Linked DNA regions of Homo sapiens: region 2 is linked to region 1. A link is a loop called in an ENCODE intact Hi-C map of the cell type or tissue named here. Cell type or tissue: endothelial cell of umbilical vein. All regions are shown on one strand. Links, peaks and the distances in the headings refer to the core of each region. The heading gives the core; the rest is flanking DNA.

Region 1 (7,858 bases), core at 1,160-6,159:
AGTTTAATAATTTGGGGGCCAAAATTTAACTGAAAGCTGAAAGGCATGCATATTATATAGAAATGCAAATAAAATGGTCTCAATATAGTTCCTGGACAAGTTTCCAACCACCTTCTCCTTTATACAAATGATATACTGTAATTTACTTTCCATAATTCACTTTCTTTGCAGATACTTATGTCTTAAATATTACTGACCATTTTTAAATATGCAACACTAAAATCATTATGGTCTGACATTTTTATATGCTTATAAAACACATTTTGTTCTAACTGTTTTTATTAGAAGAAATGTGGCCTGCTGCAAACCAAAACCTACATATTTTACTTTGGAAAAAAAAAAGCAGCTGGAAATATAAAACCCCACACATTTGCTTTTAACACTGCTTGGGAACTAAAACCTATCATGTGCACTTGACTGTGTTTTCACAGAAAAGCAGCATTCTCAGTGCAGGCACAGCCCACGGCATTCTCACTGCTCCCCAGGAAGGGGTGAGGGGGTGACTGTGCAAGCTGGGGCTCCCCGGATGAGGGCTCCCTTTCACAGGGATCTCTGGACCATTGTGTCTCTAGACTTAAGAATACAGAAAACAAAATTCCTTGGAATTTAGCCTCTGAGGAGGCAGGCAAATTATGTTAACCACAAGCAAACATCTACATTACTTTCTGGTTTGTTTCCACTACCTTCCAAAATAAATTGCAATTTAAAATCAGATCTTAGAAGACTACATATAACAAGACACCCGTATATTTTCTTTTCTTGCCTCATGAAATGACAAAAATTGCAAAAACTTTTAATAGCATTTAAATTTTAATACTCTAATCACATGTGTTTATATTTAAATAAATGTTGGTTTCTTAAAATACGATTATTCCCAAACTCTCTTGCTATAAATTAAAACACAAATGGAAGACGAAGATGCCCAGAGATGATTCCAGTTGATGGAAGTTCCTGGTCCAGTACAGAAAGGGAAAGAGAATAACAATAAATATAAGTCAAAAGAAGGGTGGAAACAAAATACACTGGCAGTAAAGGCATGTTGGTACCAGGTGGGTTCTTGGAAAACAGGTCAGCAGAAGTTAACAGGGTGGTCACTAGCCCAGTGAGCCAACTGTTTCCAAAACACTGGTCCAAACACAAGCCTACTTGTTCTCTGCTGGCTGGTCCCTTATTAGAGATTTCCAGCTGGAACTTCAAAACTTGATACAAACCATGACCAAGTGGGCTTTGTCATGGGAATGCAAGACTGGATGAGTACTCAAAAAACAACCGATGTAATCCACCAGATTATCAGATTAAAAGGAAAAACAGTCATCATCAATCAATGCAGAAAAGCATTTGACAAAATTCAACATACATTCATGATTTAAAAAAAAAAACTCTCAGCAAATTAGGAATAGAAGGGACCTTCTTCATTCTGATAACACCTACGTCTAACATAATACTTAATGGTGAAAGATTGAATGCTTTCCCCCTAAGACCAGAAACAAGGCAAAAATGTCCACTCCCACCACACCTACTTGACATTGTACTAGAAGTTCTAGCCAATGCAAGAAAAAAACTCAAGGAAAAGAAATAAAAGGCATGCAGATTTGAAATAAATTAAGTTGTTCCTATTCACAGACAACATGACTGGCTATGGAGAAAATCCCAAGGAATCAAGGGGAAAATAATTTCTAGAACTAATAAGTCATTTTAGCAAGTTCACAGGATAAAGTTCAACACAAAAATTAACCATTTTTCTATATATACACTTCTTGTATACATAGAAACCAAAAGAAAAAACACACATATTAGAAACCAAGAAAAAATACCACTTACAGTGTTACAATTTATACTTAAGTACAGGTCTCAAAAAGCACATACAGGATCTACATGCTGAAGATGACAAAATGCTGCTGAAAGAAATGAAAGAAGACTAAATAAATACAGAGGCATACCATGTTGATGAATTGGACAATTCGGCATAATAAAGCCATCTGTTCTCACCAAACTTATCTATAAATTTATGCAATCCCAATAAAAATCCCAGCATGATTTTCTGTAGGTACAGACAAGCTGATTCTAAAATTTATATGAAAAGACAGAAGAACTGGAATAACCAAAACAATTTTGATAAAGGAAAAATAAGATTGGAAAAATCATATAAGCTGATTTTAAAATTTAATATAAAGCAACAGCAATAAAGACAGTGTGGTATTGGCAAAGGAACAGACACATGTGTGTCTGAAATTTTTCATCATAAACAATTTTTAAAAATAAAATTTAAAATAAACCAAATATAAGGAATCTGGAAAGGTCACTGAGGCACATGCGGAACATTATTAAAAGGCTGGAGAACAGACACTACAGCTGTGATTCCTGCCTGTCTCATTCGCTCACTCAAACTCAATGCTTGGCATAGAGCACATAGTCCATAAATAGCTGCTCAATGAATAAAAAGTGAATGACGCACCAAGGGAAATCTTACTCTTTTTCCTTAACCCTATAGAAGGAAATAGCACCAAGAATCCTAATGAATTGATCTCCTTAATTGAAAACCAAATAGAGAAAGCTGCTTTAAAAATAAATTTTATTTTAGAATGTCAAATCCTAAAATAGAATGTCTTTTCCTAAATACCCCAGCCTACACTGCTTTCTCTTTTATGAACTCCTCTAGTAAGTGGCCTTAACATTTCTTAATCAAATACAGTGTTAAACTGTCCTCCTGTGTGTGGTGCCTGGGCTTTACCATGTGGTGAGGATGGAAATAGCTGACTTGTATTGATGGAGTTCCTGCCATATATCCTGACACTGTTCTAAGTGCTTTCCACTCAACCCTGCAAAGCAAGTTATTAGTATCCCCTCTCCCAGATGAAGAAACTGGGGCATAGAGGGTCAAGTAACTTCTCCAAGGTCACACAGCTAGTCCAGGGCAGAGCAGGGACTCAAACACAGGCAATCTGGCTCCGTACTTGCCTCAGTACTGCCTCTTCTGAGGACCTTGAGAACCCAGACTCCTACAAATCACACTATTTTTGTGTATTTTTCTCAGCAATGTCCACCTAGGACAAGGTTGGGTATGCAGCACATACTTTAAAATCTAAATGACTGGTGTGCTATCTGGGCTGCATTTGCAAATTCCAAGAGCATCTTTAGGGAAAGTTTTTAGTTAAAGTTTGTGTTGTTCTGAAGAGCCCTCCTGAACTTTCTATAATGTTTTAGTTAATTCCACCATGAGGATTTCCATGACAAAAAAAAATTGTTCATGTGTGATAAAGATAAAATGTTAGTACTTACCAGATGTTAAGTTTTTAATGTAAATATTGCCCAAAATAGATACCAAAACAAGACTAGCAAAGTAAAAATCCTCCTGGGGAAAATTATTTTATATCTCAGTGAAAGTCCTTTCCTATAAATCCCCCCGCCATCCCCAACAAACACACATAGAAAGCCTTTGATGGCAAAGGAAACCTCAAAGATGTCTTGCACTGAGAAAACAAAACATACAACACCCTCCAGGAATTCTGGTCCTTCTTAAGATCTCTATCACTAATTGTTTTGGAAAACCTCAATACAAGTATATGTTTCAATTCTGGGTTACATGTAGTTTAAGGGTAAAGAAAAGAAATGACTGTAGTCAGCCATCCATTGCCATCTCTCTAATGAGGTATGTGCTTACTGAACACATCTCATCTGAAAAAAAAATTTTTATACAAAAGATGAGTTTTTCTATTGATCTTTTTTCTTCTACAGCATTCTACTAAAGAGAGATTAATCCCAAAACAACAAGAAAGGCCTTTAATGAAACCTCACAGCAGCTGGCCATCACCCAGGCTTTAGCTGTGTCCCACGATACACTCCAGACATTCTGCATGCTCTCTGTACATTACATGTCAGACCATTCCAATGGAATGGGAAACTATGATTACACTATAATTTTAACATTTAACCCAAGTTTTTGCTGACATAATTAGCTAAAAATATTAGCAAAAAGGGTAACAAGAGCTGTCCAGTTAACAAAACTAATTTCAAATAACAAATTTGGAGGATGATAATTTCAGTGACCACAAAGTAAAAGTAAAAACTTTATCCTATCAAGGACAGCAATAGGCTAACCGAATTCACCACCTATAAGGGGATTCTCTAGGAAACCCACCACGGGTACCCAATTTCCACTGGCAAGAAAGAGAACACAGACGTGATTATGTGACCACTAGGTGGCACCTTCACACTGCTTCATCTCAAAACCATATTTCCACCTCCACTATGGCCTTCCCAAAGTATTAGCAGTATAAAATTCAAACCCAGGTGCCTCACTTTAACAAAAAATAAATTTAAAAAATGAGAAAATACATTTTCAATTAAAAACTTTTCCCATTAATTTCTACATCTAAGGCTTTGGTGTATAATCACAGAAGAATATCTCACCAAACTGTCAATATAAATTGGTATTCTGACTTTATCGCCCCTTGGCAATGCATTGTTCCAGTATTACAATGTAGAACTGAGATAAATTTGTAGCTTCAACTATATGTGTAACTGAATTAAAATAATTTCAAAAGCCCTGTGAGCAAAGGCTGTGACTAACTGAAAAAACAAATGGTGGCCTCTAATACTTCTTGAGTCCCAGCCTATGACGGCAAGTGTCAAGTAATCCTGCAGACTGGGTAGAATGTATATCATTTCTTCATCCCTTTCAAATAAATATATTGAAGTTTTAAAAGATTTTTTAAAACAGGTCTAGATTATGACCTTGTAGGATCTACAAACAATTAGCAAATTCCTCAAGACTTGGGTGACATTATTAGATTCAAAGGGAAAGTCTGAGTAATGGGCATTTCCCTTATTTGGAATTATGTTTTATGTTTTGTTTGTTGTTGGCAGGAGAATGGGGCAGACAGTTCTGCCTACTTGTCTGTATCTATTTGCAAAATATCATCCCAGTTTCAGGTAGCTACAAATGGCTGGGTCCCAAGTAAACCTTTTAAATGTGAGGTTTCTCCTTGGCAATCTCAATCTCTCCTTTTCTCTCCAATCTGTGTCCTTCCCTGCTTTGCAGCCTCTTACTCAATAACACTCCTGCTTTTGACACCCAATGCCCTTTCACCTTTCTTTCTTTCTTTTCTTTTCCTTTTTTTTTTTTTTTTTTTTTTTTTTTTGAGACAGAGTTTTGCTCTTGTTGCCCAGGCTGGAGTGGGAGTGCAATAGCGTGATCTTGGCTCAGTGCAACCTCTGCCTCCTGGGTTCAAGCAATTCTCCTGCTTCAGCCTCCCAAGTAGCTAAGATTACAGGCATGTGCCACCACACCCAGCTAATTTTGTATTTTTAGTAGAAATGGGGTTTCACCATGTTGGCCAGGCTGGTCTCAAACTCCTGCCCTCAGGTGATCCACCCGCCTTGGCCTCCCAAAGTCTTGGGATTACAGGCGTGAGCCACCGCACCCAGCTTTCACCTTTCTAAACTGACTGAGGCAAGCGTCTAGAATCAGCCATTTCTATTCTAAGGTAAACATGAGCCAGTCACTTGCAGAGTTGGTCCCTACCTCCCATCTGGTTCCCTGGCACTTTGTATCCACCTCTTTTTCAGGCCTGAATACCTCACATTGTAACTCTCTGTCTACATGAGGGCCTCCTCTACCAAGCTAAAAGTTTGTCAAGAAAGAAGACCAGGTCTTAATCTGTATGCCCAAAACCTACCCATGGTGTTTGTAAACATTAAGCCCTTAATCAATGCTTGTTTAATGAATGTATCCTCTTGCCTTGCCTGATTTACATTTTAAGCCTCTTCTCTAACTGTGGAAAGACTTTACCTCTACCTAACACAGGAGTTCTTAATTTTAGAGTTCAAGAACACATTTTTATGTACATCTATATGAGCATTTTTCCAGGAAAGAGGTTCACAGCCTTAATGAGATTCTTAAAGGAATCTCTAACTCCCAAAATTTGGAACCAAACCAAGCCAAAGAACTTCAAGCACTAGGAATCAGAAGAGAGGCATATTATTAGGCTAAGGGGCCTGCCAAGCATCCATGGAACTATATTGGTAGGAAGCTACCAACTCTGCTTATAGGTAATCTCTCTGAATACAAAGTAGAAGTAGACAGACTAGTCACTGCTGACAAAATCAGACCAGTCGATGCAATCGTATGCATTCACAAAATACACACCTAAAAGAAACCACAACTTCAGGGAGATGACAATGATCAGAATACAGATGCTCCTCAACTTACAATGGGCTTACATCCTGATAAACCCATTGTAAGTTGAAAATACAGTAAGCCAAAAATCCATTTACTTAATACACCTAACCTACTGAACATCATAGTTTAGTCCAGCCTACCTTAAACATGCTCAGAACACTTATATTAGCCTACAGTTGGGAAAAGTCATCTAACACAAAGCCTATTTTATAATCAAGTGTTGAATATCTCATGTAATTTCTTGAAAGCTGTACCTAAAGTGAAAAGAAGAATGTTGGTATAGGTATTCGAGTTAAGGTTTCTGCTGAATGCATATGGCTTTTGCACCATCATAAAGTTGAAAAATCATTAAATTGACCATAATAAATCAGGGACCATCTGTACTATGATTTCTAGAAAGCCACAAACTTTTAAAACTGGGTAGCAAAGGTATAGGACTGCAGAGAAAAATATCTATTTTTATTCCAGATTCTAAGTCCTATGCAGAAGCACAGCCCTGTTCCACATTGAGTGTCCAAATACATACAGGCCTATGCCCTCTAAAACCCTGCTTCATGTGGCTCTGACCCAGCACCCAATCTCTTTGCCTAACACCTGTGGGTGAGGTGGTGTCCTTCTCCAGTTTTGTGCCTGCTAAGTAGAGCCCACCACTGGAAAAATTTTCATAGGCTAAATTTTAGTGAATTACTAAGAACAATTTAAAATTGGGGAAGTGTATTTTCTAGAGGTCTGTTTCACCAAGAATTTTCAGTGGCATTAACTAGTTTGGATGAGTTATTTGACATATGAAGATGTCAGGTAGATACATCCCAGGCCTCTCTGACCTGGACTCTCTGACTGACTAATTATAAATCAGAGGTTCCCATGATCCACTCTTCAGGTTCAACAACTAGAATGACTCCCAGAACTCAGGAAAATAGTTAACTTACTATTACTGCTTTACTATAAAGGATACTACTGAGGAACAGCCAAACGGAACAGATGCATAGGGAGATGTACGTGGAAGGAGCACAGAATGTCATTGTCCTCTCTGTGCACCCCACCCTCCCAGCACCTCTACATGTATACCAACCCAAAAGCTCTCCAAAACCCATGATTTAGGGGTGTTTATGAAAGCTTCATTATATAGGCATGATTGATTAATTCTTTGGTCATTGGTGATGAGCTTAATCTCCAGACCCTCTCCCCTCCCTGGACATCTAGGGTGGACTGAAAGTTCCAACCTTCTAATCATGCTCTGGTCTTTCCAGTGACCAGCCTTCATCCTGAAATTATCTAGGAGCCTCCAGTCACCAGTCATCTCATTAGCAAACAAGACACTCTTTTCACTCCAGAGAGTCCAAGGGTCTTAGAAAGTCTTGTGTCAGGAACCGAAGACCAAGACCAACTATTATAACAAAAGTTGCTCCTATCACCCCTCTCACTCAGGATATTACAAAGGTTTTAGGAATTCTGTGCCAGGAACTGGGGACAAAGACTAAATATGTATTTCTTATTATATCACAATATCACACATACTTAATCAAATTACTGTATTTATAATAATAGTAAGATTAGTTATCTAAATGTCCACACAAATGGCATAAATCACTGAAGTCCTCAAAAAGAAAATGTTAGAAGCAAATGGAGAATCATTTGAGTCCATTATCATTTTCTACCTTTCTTCTTCTGATACGG
Region 2 (6,429 bases), core at 1-5,000, 87 kb before region 1:
CAGGGGATTGAAAGACTATTGCTGGATTTCATGATGCTGACTGGCGTTAGCTGATTAACCCATGTAAATAGGCACTTAAATAGAAGCAGGAAAGGGAGACAAAGACTGGCTTCTGGACTTCCTCCCTGATCCCCACCCTTACTCATCACCTGCAGTGGCCAGAATTAGGGAATCAGAATCAAACCAGTGTAAGGCAGTGCTGGCTGCCATTGCCTGGTCACATTGAAATTGGTGGCTTCATTCTAGATGTAGCTTGTGCAGATGTAGCAGGAAAATAGGAAAACCTACCATCTCAGTGAGCACCAGCTGCCTCCCAAAGGAGGGGCAGCCGTGCTTATATTTTTATGGTTACAATGGCACAAAATTATTATCAACCTAACTAAAACATTCCTTTTCTCTTTTTTCCTGAATTATCATGGAGTTTTCTAATTCTCTCTTTTGGAATGTAGATTTTTTTTAAATGCTTTACGATGTAAAATATTTATTTTTTACTTATTCTGGAAGATCTGGCTGAAGGATTATTCATGGAACAGGAAGAAGCGTAAAGACTATCCATGTCATCTTTGTTGAGAGTCTTCGTGACTGTAAGATTGTAAATACAGATTATTTATTAACTCTGTTCTGCCTGGAAATTTAGGCTTCATACGGAAAGTGTTTGAGAGCAAGTAGTTGACATTTATCAGCAAATCTCTTGCAAGAACAGCACAAGGAAAATCAGTCTAATAAGCTGCTCTGCCCCTTGTGCTCAGAGTGGATGTTATGGGATTCTTTTTTTCTCTGTTTTATCTTTTCAAGTGGAATTAGTTGGTTATCCATTTGCAAATGTTTTAAATTGCAAAGAAAGCCATGAGGTCTTCAATACTGTTTTACCCCATCCCTTGTGCATATTTCCAGGGAGAAGGAAAGCATATACACTTTTTTCTTTCATTTTTCCAAAAGAGAAAAAAATGACAAAAGGTGAAACTTACATACAAATATTACCTCATTTGTTGTGTGACTGAGTAAAGAATTTTTGGATCAAGCGGAAAGAGTTTAAGTGTCTAACAAACTTAAAGCTACTGTAGTACCTAAAAAGTCAGTGTTGTACATAGCATAAAAACTCTGCAGAGAAGTATTCCCAATAAGGAAATAGCATTGAAATGTTAAATACAATTTCTGAAAGTTATGTTTTTTTTCTATCATCTGGTATACCATTGCTTTATTTTTATAAATTATTTTCTCATTGCCATTGGAATAGATATCTCAGATTGTGTAGATATGCTATTTAAATAATTTATCAGGAAATACTGCCTGTAGAGTTAGTATTTCTATTTTTATATAATGTTTGCACACTGAATTGAAGAATTGTTGGTTTTTTCTTTTTTTTGTTTTGTTTTTTTTTTTTTTTTTTTTTGCTTTTGACCTCCCATTTTTACTATTTGCCAATACCTTTTTCTAGGAATGTGCTTTTTTTTGTACACATTTTTATCCATTTTACATTCTAAAGCAGTGTAAGTTGTATATTACTGTTTCTTATGTACAAGGAACAACAATAAATCATATGGAAATTTATATTTATACTTACTGTATCCATGCTTATTTGTTCTCTACTGGCTTTATGTCATGAAGTATATGCGTAAATACCATTCATAAATCAATATAGCATATACAAAAATAAATTACAGTAAGTCATAGCAACATTCACAGTTTGTATGTGATTGAGAAAGACTGAGTTGCTCAGGCCTAGGCTTAGAATTTGCTGCGTTTGTGGAATAAAAGAACAAAATGATACATTAGCCTGCCATATCAAAAACATATAAAAGAGAAATTATCCCTAAGTCAAGGGCCCCCATAAGAATAAAATTTCTTATTAAGGTCATTAGATGTCATTGAATCCTTTTCAAAGTGCAGTATGAAAACAAAGGGAAAAACACTGAAGCACACGCAACTCTCACAGCGACATTTTCTGACCCACGAATGATGCCTTGGGTGGGCAACACGATTGCATGTTGTGGAGACACTTCGGAAGTAAATGTGGATGAGGGAGGAGCTGTCCTTGCAATGTTGAGCCAAGCATTACAGATACCTCCTCTTGAAGAAGGAATAATAAGTTTAATCAAAAAAGAAGACTAAAAAATGTAAAATTTGGAAGGAATCCATAAATGCGTGTGTGTCTAAATACAAATTATCATGTGAAGAAAAGGCCCAAGTGTACCAATAAGCAGACCTTGATTTTTGGATGGGCTAATTATGAATGTGGAATACTGACCAGTTAATTTCCAGTTTTAATGAAAACAGATCAAAGAAGAAATTTTATGAGTAGGTTAAAGGTCTGGCTTTGAGGTCTATTAAACACTAGAAAGGACTGGCTGGGTGAGATAAAATCTTCCTTGTTGATTTTCACTCTCATTCTATAAATACTCATCTTTCTGAGTAGCCATGATCACATACAAATGTAAATTGCCAAATCATTTTATAGTACCAAGGTGAAGAAGCAGGAACTAGAAAGTGTTGATAATAGCTGTGGAGTTAGGAAAACTGATGTGAAGGAAATAATTCTTTGAAATGGCAAAGAATTAAATACCATCATTCATTATCAGAAGAGTTCAACGTTTGAAGTGCTGGGAGATAATTCTAATTCATTCTTGGATAGTGAAGCAAAACTGATTGAAAATACCAAGATAAGACAGAAAAAGTGACTGGAAAGAGGAGCTTTTCTTCCAGGCATGTTCCAGTTTCACCCTAAGACTGACCTTCAAATAATCAGGTTGTACTGAAATAAAGGACTTGTTAAAAATTAAAATTATGTCATCGAGATGATAGCTTTTTTCCTCCTCCAACAGTTTATTGTCATGTGTTGTGGGAGAGCTCGAGTGAAGAGCAATAAACTCCAGGTCTTATAAGAATGTACATACAATAAAGGTGGTGCCAGCAGTTTTTTTTTTTCTAAAGAGTCACATGTAGAAAAGCCTCCAGTATTAAGCTCCTGAATTCATTCCTTAAATAAATTGGCTCTCTCTCTCTTCTATAATTTCTTTTTCTTTTTATTTTTGAGATGAAGTCTTGCTCTGTCGCCCAGGCTGGAGTGCAGTGACACAATCTCGGCTCACTGCAACCTCTGCCTCCCCGGTTCAAGCAATTCTCCCTCCTGCCTCAGCCTCCCAAGTAGCTGGGACTACAAGCGCCCGCCACCAAGCCTGGCTAATTCTGTATTTTTAGTAAAGACGGGGTTTCACCTTGTTCCGGACAAACACTAAGCCCTAAAGGGAAATCCAAAATAAAAACATCTATTTTTAATAACACTTTCTATCTAAATCAGGGTGACTTTTTAAAAAAAATCCGGAAGCTTTTTGTTGAATTACGTTACAGACTTAGTTACCAGTCCTTGTTAGAGTTACCTTCAGTTGACATGCTGTGAATGGTCCCACCTCTTTTATGGCAGAATTCATTACTTAAAATAACTCTATTTTCTTCCCCCTTACCTAAATAACAGAAAGGCTCACTATGTCCCAAATATCATTGGCAGAAGCAAACTATAAAGTCATAAGCCCTTTGCAGTGCAAGTCTAGAAATAATTTTACTCTGTGTTTCTTTCTGTCTCCCTCTTCCCTCCCCTTTTTCCTTCCTACCCTCCCCTCCCCTCCCTCCTCCTTCTTTCTCTCTCTCTCTCTCTCTCTCATACATACAAACATCAAATACCAGAAAAGCATAGATTTAGAAAGCTGAACTCCTCTGAAACGCTGACGGACAACACTGGCCCCTCTCTGCCCCACAACAAATTCTCACCCATATCACCTTTGCCCTCTGATTCTTCCCACCCAAACCCTAAAACACAGAGTGTGCCTCATGGCATTCCTATGAGAATCTAAAATCACAACTTTTAACTTATACTTCCATCCCACAGCAAAACTCTTGGCATCAAGATAAATTATACGTAGCACATTGACATCAGCATGAACAATTGCTATTTTAAATGAACAAATAGTAAACTGAAATAGTGTCTGGAAAAAGAAACTGCCTATCAATACCTCTGAAAATAGTAGCTATAGAATTCCTCATTTTAAAAAGTCAAGGAAATTCCATATAAACAATCATTAATGTTATTCAGTATCAGTGGATGAACATGTGCCAGCAAAAACAATGTTATGTATACATCACTCAAATTTTATTAAAGGCAGCACAATAGCCCGCTCATTTTTTGATTCAGAAATAAACTGGACTTCCAATTCTAATGCCAACTCATCTTATGGAATGTCAACACAAAATTTTCTCATGAATCTAAGTTACTGACTTGTAACTAAACCATCTCTCTTCAAATAGTACCGCAGACTGTCTTTTAAAGTAGCTCATCTTTATTTGATGCAATCTAAAAGGCCCAAACTCTGAAAGAAAATAAGAAACTATTGTTAACTATTATTAACAAAGTAATATATCAAATAATTCACTCAAACTCCTACTTAAGAAACGTGTCATCACCAATAAGATAGTAAAGGCTCTTCTAATATTGCTTTGTTGAGACAATTCATTTCATCTTATGGCAGGTTGTACCAGTTTCACAGACATGAGACAAGTGGGAAGAAGGAAAAGCAGGGCCACAGCAAAAATTCCCAGTGACCACCATGATCTGTCTGAATCACAGTAGAGGTGAAACATACAAAATTGAATACAGGACAATCACAGCACTTCAACGAGTTTTACCCTAACACGTATACATTAAAATGTTGGTTTTTATAATGAATCCTAATACTGTAAGATTAGCAATAAATTTATAAACAATGGTCCCAGAAATTTTAATGAGCAAAAACCACTGAACAATTACACCCCAAGTCTCAAAAATATCAAGGAAATATAATCCACAAAGAGCGACTCCAAATGTCAAAATCAATAAAGAATAGTCTCTGCAGTGCATTCATTGAATTCAAATAATTCAATAAGAAATTTAATTTAACTTCATTACCAACTTTCTGAAAAGCACACCCAGCAAGTCCTTGATTAGGGTTCTTTACATTCTTCTGCTGCATCTTTAGTCTCCTGCTCATCTGCACATAAAAACAATAACCACAGTTATTAGAGATTCAGAAATGTATGCATAATTAAGAAAAACAACTCAGCCTATAAAATATTAAATCCCTTTACACATGAGGCAATAATCACACTCTCATTTAATACTTACTGAACAGTCACCACGAGCTGCAGACAAAGTTTACGAGAAAAATAGAAAGATCAGGGCGCCTACTCTCATTGAGCTTACAGCTCAGGGAGAACACTACAGGTTTTGGAGCTAAAATGATTATGGATGTGGAGACACACACAGAAGTTAATATTTTGCTTTCTACTAAGTTTCTGGGAAGTACAGTGAGACCAAAAGTAAATGTTATATGTAGAATAGATAAGAGCTGATCGCCTTTCATTTCTTGAAGTGAGAAAAAAAATTGTGACATTAACAGAAAAGGAATGGAAATATTTTTCTACCCTTGGTGAGAAGGTTATCAGAAAATGCAGAATTGACAATAGAACTAAATTTTAAAAAGACAAAGAGAAACAGGAGAAACTGGAACCTTCATGCACGACTGGCAGGAATGGAAAATGGTGCAGTAGCTTTAGAAACAGTCTGGCAGTTCCTGAGAAGGTTACCATAGACCTGGCAATTCCACTTCTAGGTATAAGCCCAAGAGAAATGAAAGCATACATCCATACAAAAACTTGTACACAAGCGTTCATATCAACATTATATGTAATAGCCAAAAAGTGGAAACAACCCAAATGTCCATCAAATGATGAATGGATAAGCAAAATGTGATATATCCATATAATTGAGACTTATTCAACAATAGAAAAGAGTGGAGTATGGATACATGCTACAACATGGATGAATCTTGAAGACATAATGTAAGAAGCCAGTCACAAAAGGCCATATGCCGTATGATTCCATTTATATGAAATGTTCAGACTAGGCAAATTCACAGAGACAGAAAGACTGGTGATTGCCTAGGGCTGGGGTTGGGGAAAATGGGAAGTGATTACTAATACCCAAAATGTTGCGTTGTCGGGGGTGGAAAAAATAAAAAATTGATAGTGGTGATGGAGGTACAACTCTGTAAATATACTACAAACAATTGAATTGCACACTTTTAATGGGATGAATTGTAGGAAGCTGGTGAACAGTGGCTCCCCAAAACTCACATCCTCATCCCTGCAACCTGTGAAAGGGGTCTTTCTAGATGCAATTAAATTAAGCTTCTCGAGATAAGAAGATCATCCTGGATTCTCTGGGTGGGCCCTATATTCAATAAGAAGTGTTGTTATACAAAAAAGACAGAGGGAGATTAACACACACAGATGGAGGGAGGCAATGTGAAGACGGAGGCAGAGACTGGAGTGACGTGGCCACAAAGCCAGGAATGCCCATAGCCAGGAGAAGCTGGAAGAAGCATGGAAGCGTTCTAGCGT

The links. Hi-C counts contacts between places; a loop is a spot of excess contacts. Peaks named below come from ENCODE experiments on the same cell type or tissue, not always from the same donor. Only the 100,000 strongest peaks of a DNase experiment are listed, where the experiment ranks them.
Region 2: it touches region 1 in a loop (6-fold over the local background); 17 of 110 quality-filtered maps call a loop at or near these places.

Annotation. Positions count from the first base shown.
Region 1 is chr15:39,682,025-39,689,882 of GRCh38, forward strand. The region is part of intron 10 of FSIP1 (fibrous sheath interacting protein 1); the gene reads right to left. Among named protein-coding and RNA genes, the nearest start is that of FSIP1, 97 kb to the right of the region's middle. In endothelial cell of umbilical vein, for the core only: a CTCF peak has its summit at 4,201 (motif pointing right); a DNase peak (open chromatin) is centred at 4,207.
Region 2 is chr15:39,595,909-39,602,337 of GRCh38, forward strand. THBS1 (thrombospondin 1) reads left to right here. Exons shown (of 22, transcript NM_003246.4): 22 at 1-3,558. It overlaps FSIP1 (fibrous sheath interacting protein 1), which reads right to left. Exons shown (of 12, transcript NM_152597.5): 12 at 4,123-5,018. The coding sequence ends at 4,972. Among named protein-coding and RNA genes, the nearest start is that of THBS1-IT1, 13 kb to the left of the region's middle. In endothelial cell of umbilical vein, for the core only: no CTCF peak of the experiment used is centred there; DNase peaks (open chromatin) are centred at 583, 2,063, 2,793, 3,543 and 4 weaker places; H3K27ac peaks cover 368 bases.